Linked DNA regions of Mus musculus: regions 1, 2 and 3 are each linked to region 4. The links are chromatin loops, found by intact Hi-C in ENCODE. Cell type or tissue: heart. All regions are shown on one strand. Region 1 holds the start of Ccdc150 (coiled-coil domain containing 150). Region 2 overlaps Hecw2 (HECT, C2 and WW domain containing E3 ubiquitin protein ligase 2). Region 3 holds the start of Hecw2 (HECT, C2 and WW domain containing E3 ubiquitin protein ligase 2). Region 4 overlaps Hecw2 (HECT, C2 and WW domain containing E3 ubiquitin protein ligase 2).

Region 1 (5,000 bases), 210 kb after region 4:
CTCTTGGGTGAATTTGCTTCCTTTTTTTCTAGAGCTTTTAGATGTGTTGTCAAGCTGCTAGTATGTGCTCTCTCCCGTTTTTTCTTGGAGGCACTCAGAGCTATGAGTTTCCCTCTTAGAAATGCTTTCATTGTGTCCCAAAGGTTTGGGTACGTTGTGGCTTCATTTTCATTAAACTCTAAAAAGTCTTTAATTTCTTTCTTTATTCCTTCCTTGACCAAGGTATCATTGAGAAGAGTGTTGTTCAGTTTCCACGTGAGTGTAGGCTTTCTGTTATTTTTTTTGTTATTGAAGATCAGCCTTAGTGCATGGTGGTCTGATAGGATACATGGGACAATTTCAATGTTTTTGAATCTGTTGAGGCCTGTTTTGTGACCTATTATGTGGTCAATTTTGGAGAAGGTACCATGAGGTGCTGAGAAGAAGGTATATCCTTTTGTTTTAGGATAAAATGTTCTGTAGATATCTGTCAGATCTATTTGTTTCATCACTTCTGTTAGTTTCAGTGTGTCCCTGTTTAGTTTCTGTTTCCATGATCTGTCCATTGGTGAAAGTGGTGTGTTGAAGTCTCCCACTATTATTGTGTGAGGTGCAATGTGTGCTTTGAGCTTTACTAAAGTTTCTTTAATGAATGTGGCTGCCCTTGTATTTGGAGCATAGATATTCAGAATTGAGAGTTGCTCTTGGAGGATTTTACCTTTGATGAGAACGAAGTGCCCCTTTTTGTCTTTTTTGATGACTTTGGGTTGGAAGTCAATCTTATCAGATATTAGGATGGCTACTCCAGCTTGTTTCTTCATACTATTTGCTTGGAAAATTGTTTTCCAGCCTTTTATTCTGAGGTAGTGTCTATCTTTTTCTCTGAGATGTGTCTCCTGTAAGCAGCAAAATGTTGGGTCTTGTTTGTGTAGCCAGTTTGTTAGTCTATGTCTTTTTATTGGGGAGTTGAGACCATTGATGTTAAGAGATATTAAGGAAAAGTAATTGTTTCTTCCTGTTATTTTTGTTGTTAAAGTTGGCATTCTGTTCTTGTGGCTGTCTTCTTTTAGGTTTGTTGAGGAATTACCTTCCACCTTGTTTTTTCTAGGGCGTTGTTCCCGTTCTTGTATTGGTTTTTTTCTGTTATTATCCTTTGAAGGGCTGGATTCGTGGAGAGATAATGTGTGAATTTGGTTTTGTTGTGGAATACTTTGGTTTCTCCATCTATGGTAATTGAGAGTTTGGCTGAGTATAGTAGCCTGGGCTGGAATTTGTGTTCTCTTAGTGTCTGTATAACATCTGCCCAGGCTCTTCTGGCTTTCATAGTCTCTGGTGAAAAATCTGGTGTAATTCTGATAGGCTTGCCTTTATATGTTACTTGACCTTTTCCCCTTACTGCTTTTAGTATTCTATCTTTATTTAGTGCATTTGTTGTTCTGATTATTAAAAATATGGAACGCTTCACGAATTTGCGTGTCATCCTTGCGCAGGGGCCATGCTAATCTTCTCTGTATCGTTCCAATTTTAGTATATGTGCTGCCGAAGCGAGCACAAGTCAACATTTTAAAATTAGTTGAAAATTTGGAGGGAGATCAAAAAAAATAAAGTGTGTCTAGTCTCTTCAAAGACAACATTAGAAGCAGAGTATGGCAATATATGTTTGAAACTATCATTCAGGAGGTTGAAACAGGAGAATTTTCTTGAGTTCAAGGCCAACCTAGACTATATTAACATGACTCTCAAAAAGTAAAAACCCAACAAACAAATAAACAAAAATATCCACCCAAACCAACCACAAAATTAGATGTTGAATGTGATGAATTTTCAATTAAAGAGAAACCGAATCTCTAGCTGATAAATTTATTATCAATATTGAAAATTTTAAATCCATTTCTCCAACTTTGCAATTGTTTGACCTAAATTCTTACTTGCCAGGTGATGGACACAAGAAGTGAAAGGCACCGACTTAATTCAGTTTAACTCTCTGACTACTGCCTAATCGGGAGACGTGAGCTTGTGAATTTTCTCATCTCACCAAAGCCTGAGGCTTTTCTGGGGAGTGCATACATGTGTCCTTCATCTGTTCTACAGAAAAATCTTGTTGAATGGAAGTGAAATCATATATACACTGAAAATTACCAGCTTTTTTTTTTTTTTTTTTTTTTTTTGCACTAATGCGTTTTCATTTTTATGTTTAAAGTTGTTTTTGAACAAAGGCATTTCTTTTCATGGGTCATTCACAGTCTTATGAATGTCTTAACAGCTGTGGCTCAATGGGCAGGTATCCTCCCCCCTGCTCAGGAGGCCCCAGTCACCAAAAGAATCAGAATAGCATTTCTGTCAAGACACCTGCGAAGTGACAACTCTCAGACTCAACTCTCAGACTAGGTTTATCAGGTTTATTCCCTCAGCCAGAAGGAAGAGCTTTGATTGCCCTGTGTGGGGTACCAATCATTTGGTCCTGTGTCCTGAAACTCAGGTGAAGTTGAATACCACGTTCTTAACTATAGGAGGGTTTTCACGAAGTGTAAACACTTTTAAGGCAAAACTGAAAAACATGACACCTTTTTTCTCCTTCCCCGGCTTTTCCCTTCTTTCCCTTCCTTCCTCCCTTTCCACCGGCTTCGTTTACCTGTCAACAAGGAATCAAAATCTACGCTGAAGAGACAGAAGACTAGAGAGTAGCGTCTGCGTGGCTTACTCTCTACCTGATCGTTATGAAAGAGGACCGAGTGGATTCTTTTGACAAGAACGAGCTGATTTTTTTTACATTCTTGTGTTCATTAACAAAATATTTGTTAGTTTCTCATAGTTCATACGTTATTTGGTCCTCTGGTTCTCCAACAACTGAAAACATCTGATCTTGGCCTCTTCTTGCTTCCTGCAGGGTGCGCCTAGTAATTAGGGCAAAGCCGACCCAATCGAGGAGAGGGCAGCAACTACGTTTCCCAGCGTGCTCTGCTGGAAACACAATGGAGTTTGGCGTCATCCGGGTCACGTGGTCTCGCGTTTCCCGGAGCACTGAGGGATTCCGGCCAGGGTCCCTCCCCAAGTGGAGGGCCCTGCTGGGCCGGGAAAACTACACTTCCCGGCATGCCTCACCTCGGGTGCGCCTGCGTGCCGGAGCAACCCTGCTGGCGAGCGGGTTGGTTTAAAGAGCTGTTTTAGTTCCATGGAAACAAACTTGCTGCCTGGAGGACCGAGCTACGGGCTGTTGGATGAATCAGGGGTGAGGCTGCCGGGCCCACACAGGAAACTGAGGTGGGCGGCTTAGGGGGAGAGACCACGCCTCAGAACAAGGTTCCTTTCCCTCCCAGCCCGAGTCCAGTCCGGCCCTGGAGACCTCTAGAGCCTCGGTTTACCTTGCTTCAGCACCCTGCCTGGCTGTGAAAACAAGCCAGGTTAAGTTGGCCTTGGTTGGACCACAGCTGCAGAAGGGTGGCCAGCCGCTGAGACCTCTACTTTAGTTGCTGTTCCCCATTTAGGTATACAGTTAGTTGAAGGTTCCTGGCGAAGGCTTTTTCAACATTAAGGCATGGTTTTCTGCCACTTGTTATCCTCCCTGGTTTGCTTCCTGGACGTGAGGCGTCTCCATTTGTATTTGTACACTGTTTCTTGCTTGAGCGGAGATAGATGTTTGTTAAGTATTGTCGTGTTTGGCACCCACAACAGCCAAGATACTATGCTAGGCTCAACAACACCAACAAAAGGATTGTAACCCTACGTGAATCAACGTGGGTCAAACACAGATTCTTGGGGTTTTGTTGGTTGGTTGGTTGGTTGGTTTGTGGACTTCCCCCGTGCTAGGGAATTATACACAGGGACAAATAAAGGGCTATTTTAAACTAGCTGCTTTCCAGGCACCATTTGGGACATAACACACACCCGTTTCCTTCCTCCGACAGAAATTGCATGCTCCGCGACAGTAAGATCCATTCTGATGCTGACAGCAGATATCTAGAAACCCTTTAGAGACATGAATACAAATGTGGTGTCTCTCAGTCTATGCTACAAATGCCATAGTACGATTAATGCCAATAACCCCTTTTGCACACGACTTGGTCCATGGTTTGATGAAGACAAGCAGGCACTTCACCTGCATAGGACTAAATTCTATTTTGTCATCTGAAGAGAGAGAACTGAAGCCAGAAGGTAGAAAGGAACATACAAGACCTAAGATGGGAGGAACCTGGGTTATTGCACAGCGGAGTGCCTGCCAAGACCATTTGGTAGTGTGTGCCTGTAATTCTAGCCTTGGGAGGTAGAGACCTGAGGAGAAGTTTAAAGTCATCCTCACATCGAGTTTGAGGGAAGCTTGAGCTACACAAGACCCTGCCTCAAACCTAAAATAAGTAAATAAATAAACCGTAATGAGATGCATTTATGTATTCCTTCCTTAGCAGACCCTTCCTGGTAAGCTTGTGTGTTTTTTGAGATCCCAGAAAGGCAGCTTTTTTCTTTTGCTGCCTCCTTTCTCCCTTTTTCTGGTTCTGACACCAGCCAAAAATTTGCCCTTAACACTGGTCTCTGGAGAGGCCTTACTCCAGCGACCTGGGTAACTCCTCGTGCACTCCCGTGGACAGGCTTGTCTTCTGTCTTTACTTTTTGACTCAGAAGCATAGCTTTCTCATTCTCCCTTTCCCTCCCCTGACCTCCCCCCCCCCCCATTTTTTTCCCTCTTCCCTTTTCTTCCTTTCTCTTCCCCTCTGTGTGTGTGTGTGTGCACTCGTATGCATAGGTGTATATGTCTTTGTGTCTATTTGTTTGCGTCTACATGCAGGTCTTTCCTGAACACTCCTTACATTATTTTGAGATAGGACCTCTCACTAAGCCTGGAGCTTACCAATTTGGCCTGCATAAGCTATGGCATCATGAAACCACCAAACTGGGCCATTTTGTGGCATTTTTTTTTCCACATAAATGACCATTTTTCAGAAAGCGATTTACAGATTCAATGAAATCCCAACCAAAACCCTCATCTCACTCTTCAGAGAAATAGAAGAAAAAAAAAAAACTATTCT
Region 2 (5,000 bases), 60 kb before region 4:
TCCATGTTTTCACATTTTAGTTTTTTTATTTCAATTTGTGGTGTGTGTCCCCTCTCTCTCTCTCTCTCTCTCTCTCTCTCTCTCTCTCTCTCTGTGTGTGTGTGTGTGTTTTCTCATGTGTTTGGATATATGCATCTGGAAGCCAGAGGACAACATCAGGCGCCATCCTCACAATGACTGAGACAAGGTCTCTCCTTGGCCTGGAGCTCACCACTCAGGCTAGGCTAGCTGCCTACTGAGACCCAAGGACTGTCCCAGTCTGTTGATCCAGCACTGGAGTTAGAAGCACACACTGCCACACTCACCAATGGGCTAGAATGGCTGAGCTGTGAGCTCCAGGGATCCTCCTGCCCGCCCACCACTGCGGTTACCGTCATGTGCTGCTGATCCCAACATCTTACACAAGTTCTGGGGATCTCAACTCAGGTCCCCATGCTTCCGTGCCAAGCACGTTACTGACTGAGCTTCTCCTCAGCCCCAAACTCTTCTTTCTTAACCAACACTTGCCACAAGGCTGCACATCTGGCACATGTGCTTGTATGTAAGAATACTGTATAGCAAGTAGAAACTGCCACAAGGCACATAGCTCTGTAGACCTGCCTGGTTCTGGAATGGAAGTCACTCAATGCTTAATGCACCTTAGTCTAGTTCTATTAGAACCACACAGAGGTGCCCTCTTCTCTCTACACAAGGAACGCAGAACAAATTTTTCAGCAGCACGTGTACAAGACGAATGACAATAATGGGTTTTGATTACAAAACCCTTCTTTATCGTATTTTTAAAAACCAAAACCAAACCAAACCAAACCAAACCAAAACAACAACAACAACAAAAACCTTTCCAGAGCTGGGAGCAGAAGTCAGTTGAAGAGTGCTTGCCTATCACATAAACCCAAGGATTGATTCCTAGAACGTCATAAATTTTGCACAGTGTCGCATATCTGTAAGCCCGGCACTCAGAAGGTAGAGGCAGGAAGATAATAAGTTCAAGGTCATCCTTGGCTATTGGAACTTCAAGGTCAGCTGGAATACATAAAATCCTGTCTATCTATCTATCTCTGTGTCTCGGTGTCCCTGTCGCCTTGTGTCACCCATGGATAACCCCCTTTTGTTTTTAATTTTAATATCATTGTTACATCATGGTCTCTGGGACACGTCTCCACAGCTCGTCCACAGACTGCTTCCTTTGAAGAGAAACATGCTTTAGCACCTCATGCCCTGAAAGAAAAGCTTCAAATTTCACACAAAAAAAATAATAATCAATAAGTAACTTTCTCCAGGGGCAGATAATCTAACCTGCTTTAGGCTCAGAGTCTCAGCACTTTAAAAAAATATTCCTGGAGAGAGAAGCTGTACTTACCACACACAGTGAAGCAATCCACTCAAACGGGGCTGGTGGGGGAGTGGTGGTGGGGGCTTCAAAAAGTCAACAAGGGGACTTCCTGTTTCCTACAGAAGTTTCCTGTCTTAATCCCTGCACTGGTCTCCTGCACCATGCTGTCAAGTACTAAATATGGCAAACACAGCACACAGCTCACTAGTCACCACTGGTAACCAATGGAGAGGACTACACTGAAGAACTTCTCAGAGAGAGGCACAGAGAGGCACAAACCTACACTTGGACAAGGAAGTCAAGTAGGAGTCCAGACTTTTCCTGTACCTTACCTTTAAGAGTCCCCAAGAGTTCCTCTGTGTCTTTGCTAGGAAGAATCCATCAGCTCGATCCCGGCGCAGGAAGCAGCAAGAGGGATATGTCACATTCTGCTTAAAAGCATGCACCTGGCCTAGACCCTTGGCAGCTTCGTCACAGCGGCAGCCAGAACCAAGGCCACAGCAGGCCCGGAGTCCTCAGGTGTTCCTGGGGGCCTGCCAAGTCCACTTGGCTGATGCTCTGCCTCTCCCTGCTCCTCGGATGTTCTAGAAATGAAATACTAGGTAGAACTAGAGGTGACCTATACAGAACAGTCCTGTCCAGCTGAGAACAACACTGAGCTGCCCTGGCCACACATCAAGTCTTGTTACTGCCCAGGCATCCTAAGTGAAAAAACACATCCCATTATGTCCCTTCTGCTGAGGCAGATGTGGCCACTCCCTGGAAAGGGTACAGGATGTAATCGCCCCATCCTCCCCTCGGCTTCCTTCCTTTGCTTTTCCATGGGAGAATTCCAAGGAATGAGTTATACACACACACACACACACACACACACACACACACACACAGTCTGATAGAGTCTGGACAGAGAAGCTGCTCTCTGGAATCTCTAGTACACCACTCCCATTTATCAGCTATGGCCTTCCCTGAAGCTAGTGAATGGACTGGGAGCAGCCACATCAGTCCAGTGAGGAATCTGTAGACTTATCACCTCAAATTATTAAAAAGGACTAGAGCCTTTGCAAACAATATATAGCTTTAATGAAAGTCTCCAAACAGTCATCAATTCAGAAGTTATCTTCTGACCTTACTTTTAATGAATAAATGGCTACAATAATAAGTATAGCTAGTATCAGATTTATATGTACTATATGTAATTTAAGTAGATAGAAAATAAAATAATTCCTTATAACTCTCTAGACATTCTTCCTGTTATTTTACCCTCTCCTCTCTTCTGTATTAATCTCCTTCTCCCCTCCCTAACTAAAGGCCCCATTCCCCCCATCAAATCACTTCAACACTACTATTGTCTCTATCACTCCCCCTCCTATGACTTCATTCTGCTTTCCTGGTTTCCATAGTTACTCCAGGTTATGTATTCACATCTGAAGATTTGGAGCTCTCTGGGTCAGGACTACCTCTCTCAACATGATCTCTTCTAGGTTCATCCATTTACCTGACAATTTCATTTTTCTTTATAGCTGAATATTACCCCAGGGTGTATATGCTCCACATTTTCATTAACTATTCATCAGTTGAAGGACCTTCAGTTTGTTTGCATTTCCTAGCTGTTGTGAATAGAGCAGCAATGAACATGGCCTGAGCAAGCGTCTGTGGAGTAGGATGTCCAGTCCTTTGGGCATATGATGAGAGGAGTGGTATAGATGGGTCTCTCTTTCCAGACACACACACACTCTCTCTCTCTTTCTGTTGTGTGTGTATCTGTATTCCCATCTGAGCTGACAATGCTCCAACTCAAGAGCCATAGACTATTTAACAACAACAACAATTAAAAACCAACCAAACAACAAAACACAAAAAGGTGTGAGAAGCTCTGTTTTGAGTTGTTCATCAGGATTTCCAAGAGTCTGCCAAAACAGTACAGGCTGTTTCTGTTATACTCAGTTGCCTCCCAGAGGCTGACACCACCATGGATTTCATACACAAAACCTGGAGAGCCTAGATGGATCTGACCTGAAAGCCTCCCACCTGAAGACTAGCTTTTGTGATACCAGAAGGCAGCATGAAAACACTCAAGAAAGGGAAGCAACCAGGCATCCTACCTATCTAAGATCCCTATGAACTAAAGCAATGATTTGCAAGACATGATAGCCCAAAGGTTGTCATACTGGTGCATATACCTTGGCAGTAATCAATAGCTCTTCTAACTGGAAGGGACACTCAACAAGAAGAAAATCATGTCTGGTCCTGGAAACCTAGCCAACTACCCAAAGCTAGCCTTGGATAAAGAAGGAGAACCCACTTTATTAACCAAAAATAATTCTTAACTCTAAATAATTATCTTTATATCAACAGATAAGTATAGATCTCACCCTTCATCAAAGAAAAATTTCCTTATAGCAGACAGATATCACAGAAAACCACAACTGATTAAAATGCAGAGAGGAAGTGACCGTGTGTTGTCCAGCCCCAACTGATCTGCAGCCCAACCCCCCCACCCCCAACCTAAGCCTCAGGAATTATTTCAGAAGAGGCAGAAAGATAGCAGGAGCCAGAAGATAGGAAGTGTGATGTCAGAGCTCATCTCCTGGAAATAGCAGAAGCTACACATGTGAGGTCTCACCAACATGGCTGCCTCCACAGTACCCATGGAACCTCAATGGTAGACAAAAAACTACAAACAATTGAGGAATGCTGAGAGCAGGAGAAATGGTTGTCCCCAGAGCACACCAACTGGTCACCCAGTACCAAATGGCCAGCCCCGAAAAATACATACATGTAGCATATACAGACTTAGCAGACTATAGTTTTGTATTTAGGAATACACACACACACACACACACACACACACAATGAGAGAGAGACAGAGAGAGAGAGAGAGAGAGAGATACATACATGTAACATATACAGACTGAGCAGACTATAGTTTTGTATTTAGGAATACACACACACAATGAGAGAGAGACAGAGAGAGAGAGAGACAGAGACAGAGAGACAGAGAGAGAGAGAGAATAATTAAAGAAGTGGACCATGATTTTGAGAGAGTACATGGGAAAGGCTGGATGGAGGAAAGGCAGAAAATTTCAAAAATAAAAATATACAGCTTGTACCCTTGCCTCTTTTTTTTTTAAGATTTATGTATTCATTTTATGTATGTGAATACACTGTCACTGTCTTTAGACAGATGAGAAGAGGTCATCAGATCGCACTATAGATGGCTGTGAGCCACCACGTGATTGCTGAGAATTGAACTCAGGAATTCTGGAAGAGTAGTCAGTGCTCTTAACCACTGAGCCATCTCTTCAGCCCCCTTGTCTTATACTCAAAAGAGTTTGAGGGGGAATACCCAATTCAGACTCATTAGTATTTTAAATAGAAAAGTGCTCTGTGAAGCTATGAGCCCATCTGTATCACACCCTGCAATTACTAAGTACTTGCTGAATGCAATCTAAGACTATAAAACCTTTCCAACGCCTGCAGGTAAACAAGGTGAAATGTCCTAGTGTTGTGGTGAGTTTCCTGTGGAAGGAGGTAGATGGGGTGTCAGCTCTCCCTTACAGCTGGCAACTGCATTTTCTTCTGTGTTGTTCCTGTGACCCTAACACCCACTTCCTGGATGCTCTAATGATCCACTGAGCTATGCGAGTTCTGGTGCTGGAAAGCCCAC
Region 3 (5,000 bases), 160 kb after region 4:
TATAAGAAATAAAAGAATTAAATGTCATTGAGCAAGACTCAAAATGTGGTGTCAGCTAGGCATGGTGGTTCACACCTGTAATCCCAGTATTTTGGGGGATAAAGCAAAAGGAACTTGAATTCAAGGATAGCCTAGGCTATATAATGAGACCCTGTCTCAAACAAAGAATGAAAAGAACAGAGAGAAAAAGAAAGTGGAACCTGGGGTCAAGAGAGGGCTGCTGAATATAACCAAGACAGACTCCTTCATTTCAAGAGTGATCACATAATGACACTTTTAAAAGTTTGCAGTGACAAAATGGCACCATCATAGGCAAACCAGAAAGTCTGGTTACCTCTCTAACCTCTCTTTCACATCCTGATACAGTTTCTTGAGCCTTAAGAAGCAACCCTACCCCTGCAATAGCAACTAAACTTCATGCCTAGCAACAAAGTAACTTCAGTGCTAGCCCCTGCCCAATTCTAGCAGAGGTTCCCACCACCTCCTCTATTTCCAAGGAAACTGGCAGCAATTCGCTGCTGAGCACTACAAGCCAGCCAGAGTCCCAAGCCCCAAGCATGTTTTCTTTTAAAGAAGTAATTCATGACAGAAATGACCACCACATGAAGACACAGAAGTCAGACACAGACCTAATAGCAAGGATTTAAAGTATCAGATCATTGCACTGATGACCAAGTACACTCAATACCAGGCAGAGCCAAAAAGTCATCTCTCCTACAAAACACAGTCTCCAAGAAGGAAAGCCATTGTATCTATCCTCAACTACAGTAACAACTTGCTTGGATTTCTTTTTATTTGCTAAGGTCAGTGGTGTAAAAGTCTCAAAAGAGTAAGAATGCATGTTTTCCTCTTTAAGGCACACTGCCCAAGTTCTTCAGAGTTGAGTTTAAGCCTCTTGTACAACTTAATGAAACTCTACTTGATCACTAAGTTTAGTCTTGTGGCTGATAGATATCACTTTACTACAATATTTTCCCTCACATTCATGACAAAAGAAAACAAATTTTTTATCAAGTTGCAATCTAGAGCATGAAATGCCCACTAGCAATAGAAGCAGAAAACCTACAGCTAGATTACCAAATGTTCAAAATAATTTCAAGTTCCTCACTGACATCACAGTGCTTAACAAAGACCTCCTCCCAAGAGGCACCCTGACCTGTGACAGGGCCATAGAAAACCCAATGTCTAGAGCAGGTGAATCACTATGGAAGTAGAGGAACAGCCATAGATGAAAGTTTGGGCACCGTGCTAGAACACCTGCCAAGGAGATATGAAAGAAACAAACTCAGACTGATGCGGATGAAACTGAAGTCCCTGCAGCTGGGAGACATTATGAGTCCGAGGTGCCAAGTATATGCAAGGGCCAATAGAAATGGGACTGTTTTTTTTCCCAAAAAGTGGTAAGATACTTTTGCGTACAAAGGCATCTGTGTTGCTGTGACTGCTTAAACTGTCTTATCATAGCCGATGTAGAAATAAAACAAACAATTCAATGACAAGGTTTTAAACGTTAAAAAGAAAGAAATGGTTTAGGCTGCTGTATAACAAACGTCTCCTTTAAGAGGTCGAAATTATGTCTTTCTCGCCGTTCACCCACTCTGTTCCACCTCCCAATAATAAAGAGTACAATGCCCCTTTCTGCCTGGCTTCTCTTGTCTGCTAGGGACACCATCTGTCCCACACTATATAAACAATCTCTGCAGGAATCTTCTGATGACCAAACAGATTAGCAAGATCCAGGTCTTTACACCATTAATAATATCCCTATCCAATTAGGCCTCTTCTTCTCATAACTCCACACACAAACTTCAGAACTAAGCCTGCTTTGTTTGTAAGTAATGTGAGTAACATTTTAAAGATAACCTCTTGGCACATAAAGCCATCTGTTGGGGGAGGGGAAAGGGAGAGCCAGAGGCTGACTGACTCTCTAGGCAATAGAAGAAATGAGCCCTTCAGGGAATAGGAGAAACAGTAAAAAGAAAATCATATTTACAGGGCAAACAAATACACCGAATTTTTACAATTTCTAATAAAAGACTACTGGTTACTCTATTTTTTTTCCTAAATGACAAAATACCAAAACAAAAAAAAAAAAAAAACTATTCAAGAAAAGGGAAAAATAAGTTTTACACTTTGGCAAAGGCATACATACAAGAACTCCGAGTTTGCATGACTCTAGCAGAGCAAAGCAGAAATCTTATCCACAAAGGCTAAAGGCCGCGGTGAAGTTTGCCTCTTGTCCACCTCTGTCCATACGATCACCGACGCTGTCCTTTTCCAAGTTTATTATTGACCGAACCCTTATAACTCTACTCGTGAGCTCTCTGTGCTGACTCCAAAGACTCCCAACTCTCAAAGAAATAACTGTGCCTGTGACGGTGTTCCTAAAATTAATCATAATAAACGAAAGGCGGCTGAGCACCGCGAACGGAGAAGACCAGGCATAAGGAGCCAGACCTCTGCAGCTGCACGTCCTCCCAAACGTCTACGTCTAAATCTGCAGCCCGGGTTTGCTCCAGGCCCCAAGCTCCAGCAGAGGATGCTCACCACACATTCCAAACAGAAAGCAAACGCAGCCTCCTCCTCTCCCTCGAGTGATGCTCACGCGAGCCCCCAAGTCCCAGTTCCCGGGGATCACCGAATCAGCAGGCGCGTCCGGCGCTGGTGCCCGGCGCTTCAGGGGCAGAATGTCAAATGCATGACCGCACCAGGGCGCAAGGGAGCGAGACAAAGCCACCGCCCGCTACCTGCGGCGCGGGCGCGGGCCGCGAGCCGCGCACTCACCTGGGCAGGCGGGCTGCGGGTGGGGACCCGGTCGAGGCGGGAGCGCGCCCCGCAGTCGCCGCGAGCCGCCAGCGCGCGCCGCGGGGAAGGCGGGCGGCCGCGCGTCACGGAGCCCACCCTGCGCCCCGGGCCGGCGAGCGTCTCAGAGGCGGTCTTCGGCTCGCCTCTGAGCCGGCATGCTCACACGCCGCGACCCTCGGCGCTCCCGAGGCGGCTCCGTGCCGCCGCCCACCCGCGGTTACGCCGCGCGAGCCGCCGATTGTGTCGAGTCAGCGGCGGCGGCGGCGGGGACGCGCGGAGCCATGTCTCCCCGCGCTCGGGGCCCCAGGCGCCCGTTCTGCTCGCTCTCTAGGCGTCGTCCGCAAGCCGCACACCAGCTGCCCGCGTCCCTTCACCGTCACCTCCTCCCCCGCATCGCCACGGGTCCCCGGCCCGCTCACCTCCAGCCGCGCCGCCGCCGCCGCCGCCGCCTTGTCCGCTAGACGCCGGGGCAGCATCTGCCCGCACCGCGCTGGGGGCGCTGGGCGGGGGGCCGCCTGCACGTCGGGTACTCGGGAGCTTGACCGAGCAGAGCTGGGGAGAAGCGGCCAGACCCGGGCCCACGGGACCTCCCTGGGGACGGCGCTCCAGAGCTGGGCGGGTGGAGCTGGGCGGAGGACGAGTTAGACTGCGGAGCGAAGGACAGGAGCATTCCTATAGGCGTCGCGAAGGATGAAGGGGACCCGCTGAGGTCATGCAGACAAGTCTGTCCCTAAATCCCATTGGAAAGGGGAATCGAGGGTGTCATGCCTCAATTTCCCCATCTGTACAAGACAGTAACACTTATGTCACCCTGCACGGGGTGTGGTGAAGATAAAGAATGTATTATTAAAATCGCATGTGACTTAGGTCACTAAAAACTAAATTTTGCACAGATACTTGGTGCTTTCCGTCTATTTCTTCTGAAGCATCTTTGAGTTAGTCTTGTTTTAGGGGGGAAATGTATAATGCTGATATGACTGTGCCCCACAGTACTTGATGGTGCCTATCAAAACATGGAAGAGTTACTTAGTTTTATAGCTTAACTATATTTATGCAGGAAGTACAATAATAACATCTTCACCCCAAGTAATTGATATCTGTGTTTTTTGAAAGTGTGTGTTCAGTATTCTATATCTTCTCAACTCTACCTTTCTAGAAACAGTGGTTCATATAGCTCCCTCACCCACAAAGAATCTTTGTGGTTCCTGGATCCTGGCAGACCCCAAGACAAACCAGCCATCATAGTCTAGACCACAGTGAGGGGCTGTAGGTGAACTTATTAGTCCAGACATTTGTGTGGGGCTTTTCTAGGGACTATTCAGAAAATGTAAAGCTATTGAAACTAGTATGACTATATCTGGAAAATAAGAGCCAGGCAACAAGGACCTCTGCAGTTTGCCAAAAGCCAACTTTTGAAAGGTTGAGATGGAGAAGACGGCTCTGACCCTTGAAGGAGGATCTCCCTTTTTATTTCAAATTAGCTTCAGTTACATTCTATCGTGGGTCACAAAAAAAAAAAGCCCTGATGTCTTTGTCTCTATATGTATCATCACAGGCATCATTGATGAACCTCATCCAACCAAAGGTCCAATTCCAGTGTCTATTGTCAGTACTAGGGCTAGTCTCACCTATAATAGGAATCTCATGGGATGCCATGAATCGGTCTCTTTGTACAGTTTAGATCCAGCGAGCCCACACCTGCAAAACTTAGCATCCATATTGATTAGCCACTATCACAAACCTATCTTTTAACTAAAGAGTATAAAAACAAATAGAGGGTTGCTATGCATGCTCTGGGTTGTTTTGTTTTCTTAGACTCAGAAAGGAGTCTCAACTGTCTAAAACTTTCCAATATATAAACCACAGTGACAGAGATGACAAAATTTATAGTAAAACCATACTAAAATTAAAAGACTCCAAACCCTGATTGTTCACCACCATTCAATGTGGGTCTCCCCTGATAAGGCCCCTGACTGGGCCTCAGCCTTTGTTTATCCCATTAATTCCGATGAAGAACTCAAACTAGTCAACTGGCTTAACATTGAAAAGTTTTCCTTTATTATTAATTGAAATACTTGTCCCATCTTACAAGACTCCAGCATTTAATGGTTACTTTCTCACAGTACTTACATGGCCATTAACATCATATGTGACAGTGTCCTAACCTTTCATTACCCTACATTATCTCCTTTTTC
Region 4 (5,000 bases):
TTACCCCTTTCCTTGTGGAATGCCAATGCTCACCTCTTTTCCCTGAGAAGTAAGGGGAAAAAGAGCCTTTCCACCCTTGAAAAGTAATGGCTAACCCTGCTTAAAGTCAGGCCTCTGTCCACTCCATTTGAAGACCCAGGTACACCAAATCGCTCCTCCCTCTTTTTTTTTTCTTTCTTTCTTTCTTTCTTTCTTTCTTTCTTTCTTTCTTTCTTTCTTTCTTTCTTTCTTTCTTTCTTTCTTTCTTTCTTTTATTACGTATTTTTCTCAATTACATTTCCAATGCTATCCCAAAAGTCCCCCACACCTTCCCCACCACTCCCCTACCCACCCATTCCCACTTTTTGGCCTTGGCGTTCCCCTGTACTGGGGCATATAAAGTTTGCCTGTCCAATGGACATCTCTTTCCAGTGATGGCCGACTAGGCCATCTTTTGATACATATGCAGCTAGAGGGGACCTCATGAAACTGCAAAGCTTCTGCAAGGCAAAAGACACCGTCAATAAGACAAAAAGGCCACCAACAGATTGGGAAAGGATCTTTACCTATCTTAAATCAGATAGGGGACTAATATGCAATATATATAAAGAACTCAAGAAGGTGGACTCCAGAAAATCAAATAACCCCCTTAAAAGATGGGGCTCAGAGCTAAAGAAAGAATTCTCACCCGAGGAATACCGAATGGCTGAGAAGCACCTGAAAAAATGCTCAACATCCTTAATCATCAGAGAAATGCAAATCAAAACAACCCTGAGATTCCACCTCACACCAGTCAGAACAGCTAAGATCAAAAATTCAGGTGACAGCAGATGCTGTTGAGGATGTGGAGAAAGAGGAACACTCCTCCATTGTTGGTGGGATTGCAAGCTTGTACAACCACTTTGGAAATCAGTCTGGCGGTTCCTCAGAAAATTGGACATAGTACTATCGGAGGATCCCGCAATACCTCTCCTGGGCATATATCCAGAAGATGTCCCTCCCTCTTTTCAAATACAGCAGTGGCCTTGTGACTCCAGAAATAAGTTACATTTAATGCTACTGATGTGACAGACTGACTAGGCATTTTCATTTAAGTCCTCGTTTGTGTTAGCATATCCCTTAAGGGTTAGAGATAACTGCTTCTTTCTACTATTTCCTGCCAGAGATCTATGAGAATTCTAGAAGTTAAAAAGTCAACTACCTGAAAGTTTAAAATTCACCAAGTGGGACTGACACGGAATAAAGAAAAGGGGGAAAAGGCTAATAAACTTAAGGATGGATAGAGCCAGTGTGGTGGTCCACTCCTATTACCTCAGCACTTGGGAAGGGAGGTGAACAGAAAAGAATCAGGAATTGAAGGTCATCTTCAGCTACACAGCAATGTCAGGCAACTTGGGACACAAAAGACCCTGTTTCTAATACCTGTGTGTGTGCATGCATGCGTGCATGCGTGCATGCATGCGTGCATGTGTGCATACATGTCTCTGTGTGTCTGTGTGAAGGAGGAAAAGGAGGAGGAGGAAGATGGATAAGAAGAAACTAGGAAATGTGAATATCATGGAGAAAATAGATCTATGAAAAATAGGTCAAAACCACAAATACCTTGTAGAACAATGTGAAATAATATAATATAGGTTGCAGTAAAAAGTAAGAATACTTAAAACACACACACACACATACACACATGAAGAAAATATGAAGTCAGGCAGTGGTGGCACATGCCTTTGATCCCAGCACTCAGGAGGCAGAGGAACCAGATCTCTATGAGGTTAGTGTGGTCTACAGAGTTAGCTCCAGAAATACACAGAGAAACCCTGTCTCAAAAAAAAAGGAAAGAAAGAGAGAAAGAGAGAAAGAGAGAAAGAAAGGAAGGAAGGAAGGAAGGAAGGAAGGAAGGAAGGAAGGAAGGAAGGAAGGAAGGAAGGAAGGAAAAAGTGGCAAAGTTTCCCAAATTCATCAAAATCATTAACATAAACTTCACATATTCCAGCCAATGTAACTAAAATAAAATTTGCATATAAATATGTCATAGTCAACACTGATGGAAACAAATGTAAAGAACAATGGTGATTTATGTGAGAGGGATAGAAGCTTCCTGAAGAAGAGCTAACACTTGCAAGAGATTCACTTCCCACTCTTGCTTTCCTAGCTTAGGAAACTCTGACACAAACTCCTTCCTCAGCAGGTAACGCACAAAACATGAGAACTATGGCCACTGTGCTTTTGTTCCTTACTTAACCTGATTAGACAGGAAAATGTAACAGTTTGAGGGGATGAACAATAAGAAAGTATGAGAAAATAGTAAATAATCCGAGTTAATGCCCACCTAACTCTAGAAGACTGTCGTTCACATATGTAAACTTAATCTTATACGAGAAAATAAAAATTAATTATTTTTCCAAGAAACATCATATAAAACATTTTAAACCACCATTTTTTATTTGCAATGTCATAGGAAGACTTAAGTTTTTTTTTATTATTAAAATATCTAAAATGTAAAAAAAAAAAAAAAATGGAGCCCAAAGGGAGACTGACATCCTACAAACTGTACGCTCTTTTACGGTCATAATAACATGAACAAGGACTTTAAATTGCATGCCTTCCTCATTTTGACTATATAGTTAAATACACCCAAAGAAAATAAACAACTTTAGAGACTTTTGCCTACCACTCTTTTTGTTACCATAAGAGGGGGGAGAAAAAAAGTTACTAATTCATTGAAATTTTTTCTATTCTGGATTTTTTTTCCCGCTATCCAGCATGGTTAATCATTTAGAGCTCCAAAGTTACAGAACCCATATTTTTTTCAAAAGAAAATTCTTAGTCCCCAAAGAAGCCCAGTTTCAGTGGGCTTATCATTCTAACAAAAGTTCAGCAAGGATGCAGGTTTGCAGGCTTTTCAAAGTGGGACCAGGGGACTCCTGGGGCAGATGGAGCTCTGCTGTCCATGCACTGCTGTGAAGGACCCTGTTCTCATCCCACTACAGAGATGAAATCAAAATAACGGCAGTCAAAAATGTCTCCACACCAAGTGTCCTCTAGGGGGCAAAATGAGCCCTGCCTAGGAGGCCAACACAGGACTCCTTGTTTATTCCTTACACAGCAACCAAAACAAGACGCTTGACTCATAACTTACAGTGAAATCAATATCAGGTATCAATTTTAGAATCATTTCCTTCATTCAGAGAAAAATTATCCAACTGTGAATAACGCTGGATTATATTATTATGTTAGATTTAAAATGTATTTAAGATTAATTGGGCCGGGCAGTGGTGGCACATGCCTTTAATCCCAGCACTTGGGAGGCAGAGGCAGGCGAATTTCTGAATTCGAGGCCAGCCTGGTCTACAGAGTGAGTTCCAGGACAGCCAGGGCTACACAGAGAAACCCTGTCTCAAAAAACAAACAAACAAAAAGGAAGAAGAAATAACAACTAACTTGTATTTTCTGGGATATTTCATTCATCATTCATTCACATATGAATAACAGATTTGAATATAGTTAAACAAAGCTGGGACTGTTTTCTCAAAACAAATAGGTAATATTTCCCATTCATAAAAAGATACCCCAGGCTGCAGATTGTTTTAAGTGAAATCAACCTGTGGAGAACGCAAACTGTTTTCCTATCAGTTTAACAGTGTTCATAGGTGTTAAGGACCCCCTCTTTCCAAGTCATGACGGTGTCTCAAGAACAACAATAAAGGGAAGAGAAAATCCAGCGGTGCCCACAGGGGCTGACATTTAGTTTGGTAGAAATAGAACCACAAGATGCTTGTAAAGGAACAGCTGCCTCTCCTCCCAAGGAACAAAGAATGTGCCCAGAATCTGCTTTGTCTATTTGTGTATGAAAACCTTCTCTTCCTTTTTATGGCAGCAGAAAACACAGAACATTACCATCTCAGAGTTAAAAGCCATGCTGAGCCACATGCAAGTCTTCACCCAGACTCACCTATGTGATAGAGTCCTATCCAATCGCTGGGGTCAACCTCTTCCTTAATGTCCCAGAAGATAATGAGGTTCTGGGCTTGCCCCAGCGTGTATTCGTACATGCTGGCAGTCAGGCTGGAGCGGCTCTCAGAAGTCACCAGATCCGTGTCACTGTTGGCCCGCTGTAGGGCCATGTTCTCGGGCATTGAGTTCTGGGCTGCCAGGCTCTGGAGGTTCTCTGGGCTCAGTGTGTACCGCATCTGTGGATTTCGACGCCGCACAAAAAGCAAATGCTCCCGGGCTGAGCTAGCCATCTTGTCTGCCTCTCTGAGGTTGTTTTCCTACAAAGCTGCAAGAGACAGACAAGCATAAAACATCAGTGCTAAAAGGTGAGGAGTTAGTATTAAACATCCCAGATATAAAGCCTGAGATTTTATTAAAGCCTCAGCATACAATAATCTACTGTGGAAATAAAAGACACCATCCTACAGTCACCTGATAATATCAGAAATAACGTCTAGGACAGAGATCACAAGATGGCCAGGCTGTCATACACCTCTGGCCCCTGGTTTCTCTTAGCACAGCTTTTCCAAGAAAGTGAAAAGGAGGGACTTTTCTAGCATCCCTCTTAGATCCATGCCTTCCTACATATCCCACCACCCTCTGCCCCCTTTCTATCCCACACGTAACTAAATTTTCAACCAGTAAGATACATGCTAAATGCAGACAATGAACGCTACTGATGTACTGCTCACTGCTTCACTTCCCCTGCCATGAGGAGCGTAGCTCACTGGCAACATCTTCAAGAGCTTGCGCAAATGTGGCCCCTGCACTTAAATACAGAGGAGGGGGCATTATATCCAGAATGGCAACATCCTGGAAGTAAGTCTTTATGTTTCTCTGTAAAGTCCGATTTGCCATATGATCACTCACCTAGCCCTTGTCCATTCCCCCTAATACAAACAAAGCTTTCACAAAAGCAGCGATTCTCATTTGTTGTCACTATGTCACAGTGTCTACAGTGGCATTGGGATCCATATCGACGAGGAAAGGCGAGCATCTTTAACCCAGAGACTCGGTGGCATGACTCACGT

What was found. Hi-C counts contacts between places; a loop is a spot of excess contacts. Peaks named below come from ENCODE experiments on the same cell type or tissue, not always from the same donor. Only the 100,000 strongest peaks of a DNase experiment are listed, where the experiment ranks them.
Region 1: a loop joins it to region 4, with 2.5 times the contacts of the local background. A loop is called at or near these places in 3 of 42 quality-filtered maps.
Region 2: a loop joins it to region 4, with 2.2 times the contacts of the local background. A loop is called at or near these places in 2 of 42 quality-filtered maps.
Region 3: a loop joins it to region 4, with 12 times the contacts of the local background. A loop is called at or near these places in 8 of 42 quality-filtered maps.

Annotation. Positions count from the first base shown.
Region 1 is chr1:54,247,678-54,252,677 of GRCm38, forward strand. Ccdc150 (coiled-coil domain containing 150) reads left to right here and starts at 3,006. Exons shown (of 28, transcript NM_030025.2): 1 at 3,006-3,208. The coding sequence starts at 3,152. It overlaps Gm51622 (a long non-coding RNA gene), which reads right to left and starts at 2,936. Exons shown (of 3, transcript XR_003947818.1): 1 at 2,612-2,936. It overlaps Gm25829 (a small nuclear RNA gene), which reads right to left and starts at 1,531; the gene lies at 1,425-1,531. In heart, a CTCF peak has its summit at 3,085; a DNase peak (open chromatin) is centred at 3,004; H3K4me3 peaks cover 1,564 bases; H3K27ac peaks cover 1,324 bases.
Region 2 is chr1:53,976,530-53,981,529 of GRCm38, forward strand. All of the region lies in intron 2 of Hecw2 (HECT, C2 and WW domain containing E3 ubiquitin protein ligase 2), which reads right to left. Among named protein-coding and RNA genes, the nearest start is that of Mir7681, 130 kb to the left of the region's middle. In heart, no CTCF peak of the experiment used is centred here; a DNase peak (open chromatin) is centred at 2,092; H3K4me3 peaks cover 1,756 bases; H3K27ac peaks cover 1,674 bases.
Region 3 is chr1:54,191,752-54,196,751 of GRCm38, forward strand. It overlaps Hecw2 (HECT, C2 and WW domain containing E3 ubiquitin protein ligase 2), which reads right to left and starts at 3,283. Exons shown (of 29, transcript NM_001001883.3): 1 at 3,225-3,283. In heart, a CTCF peak has its summit at 2,668; DNase peaks (open chromatin) are centred at 2,620 and 3,380; H3K4me3 peaks cover 1,931 bases; H3K27ac peaks cover 1,511 bases.
Region 4 is chr1:54,036,273-54,041,272 of GRCm38, forward strand. Hecw2 (HECT, C2 and WW domain containing E3 ubiquitin protein ligase 2) reads right to left here. Exons shown (of 29, transcript NM_001001883.3): 2 at 3,929-4,255. The coding sequence starts at 4,220. Among named protein-coding and RNA genes, the nearest start is that of Hecw2, 160 kb to the right of the region's middle. In heart, a CTCF peak has its summit at 3,015 (motif pointing right); no DNase peak of the experiment used is centred here.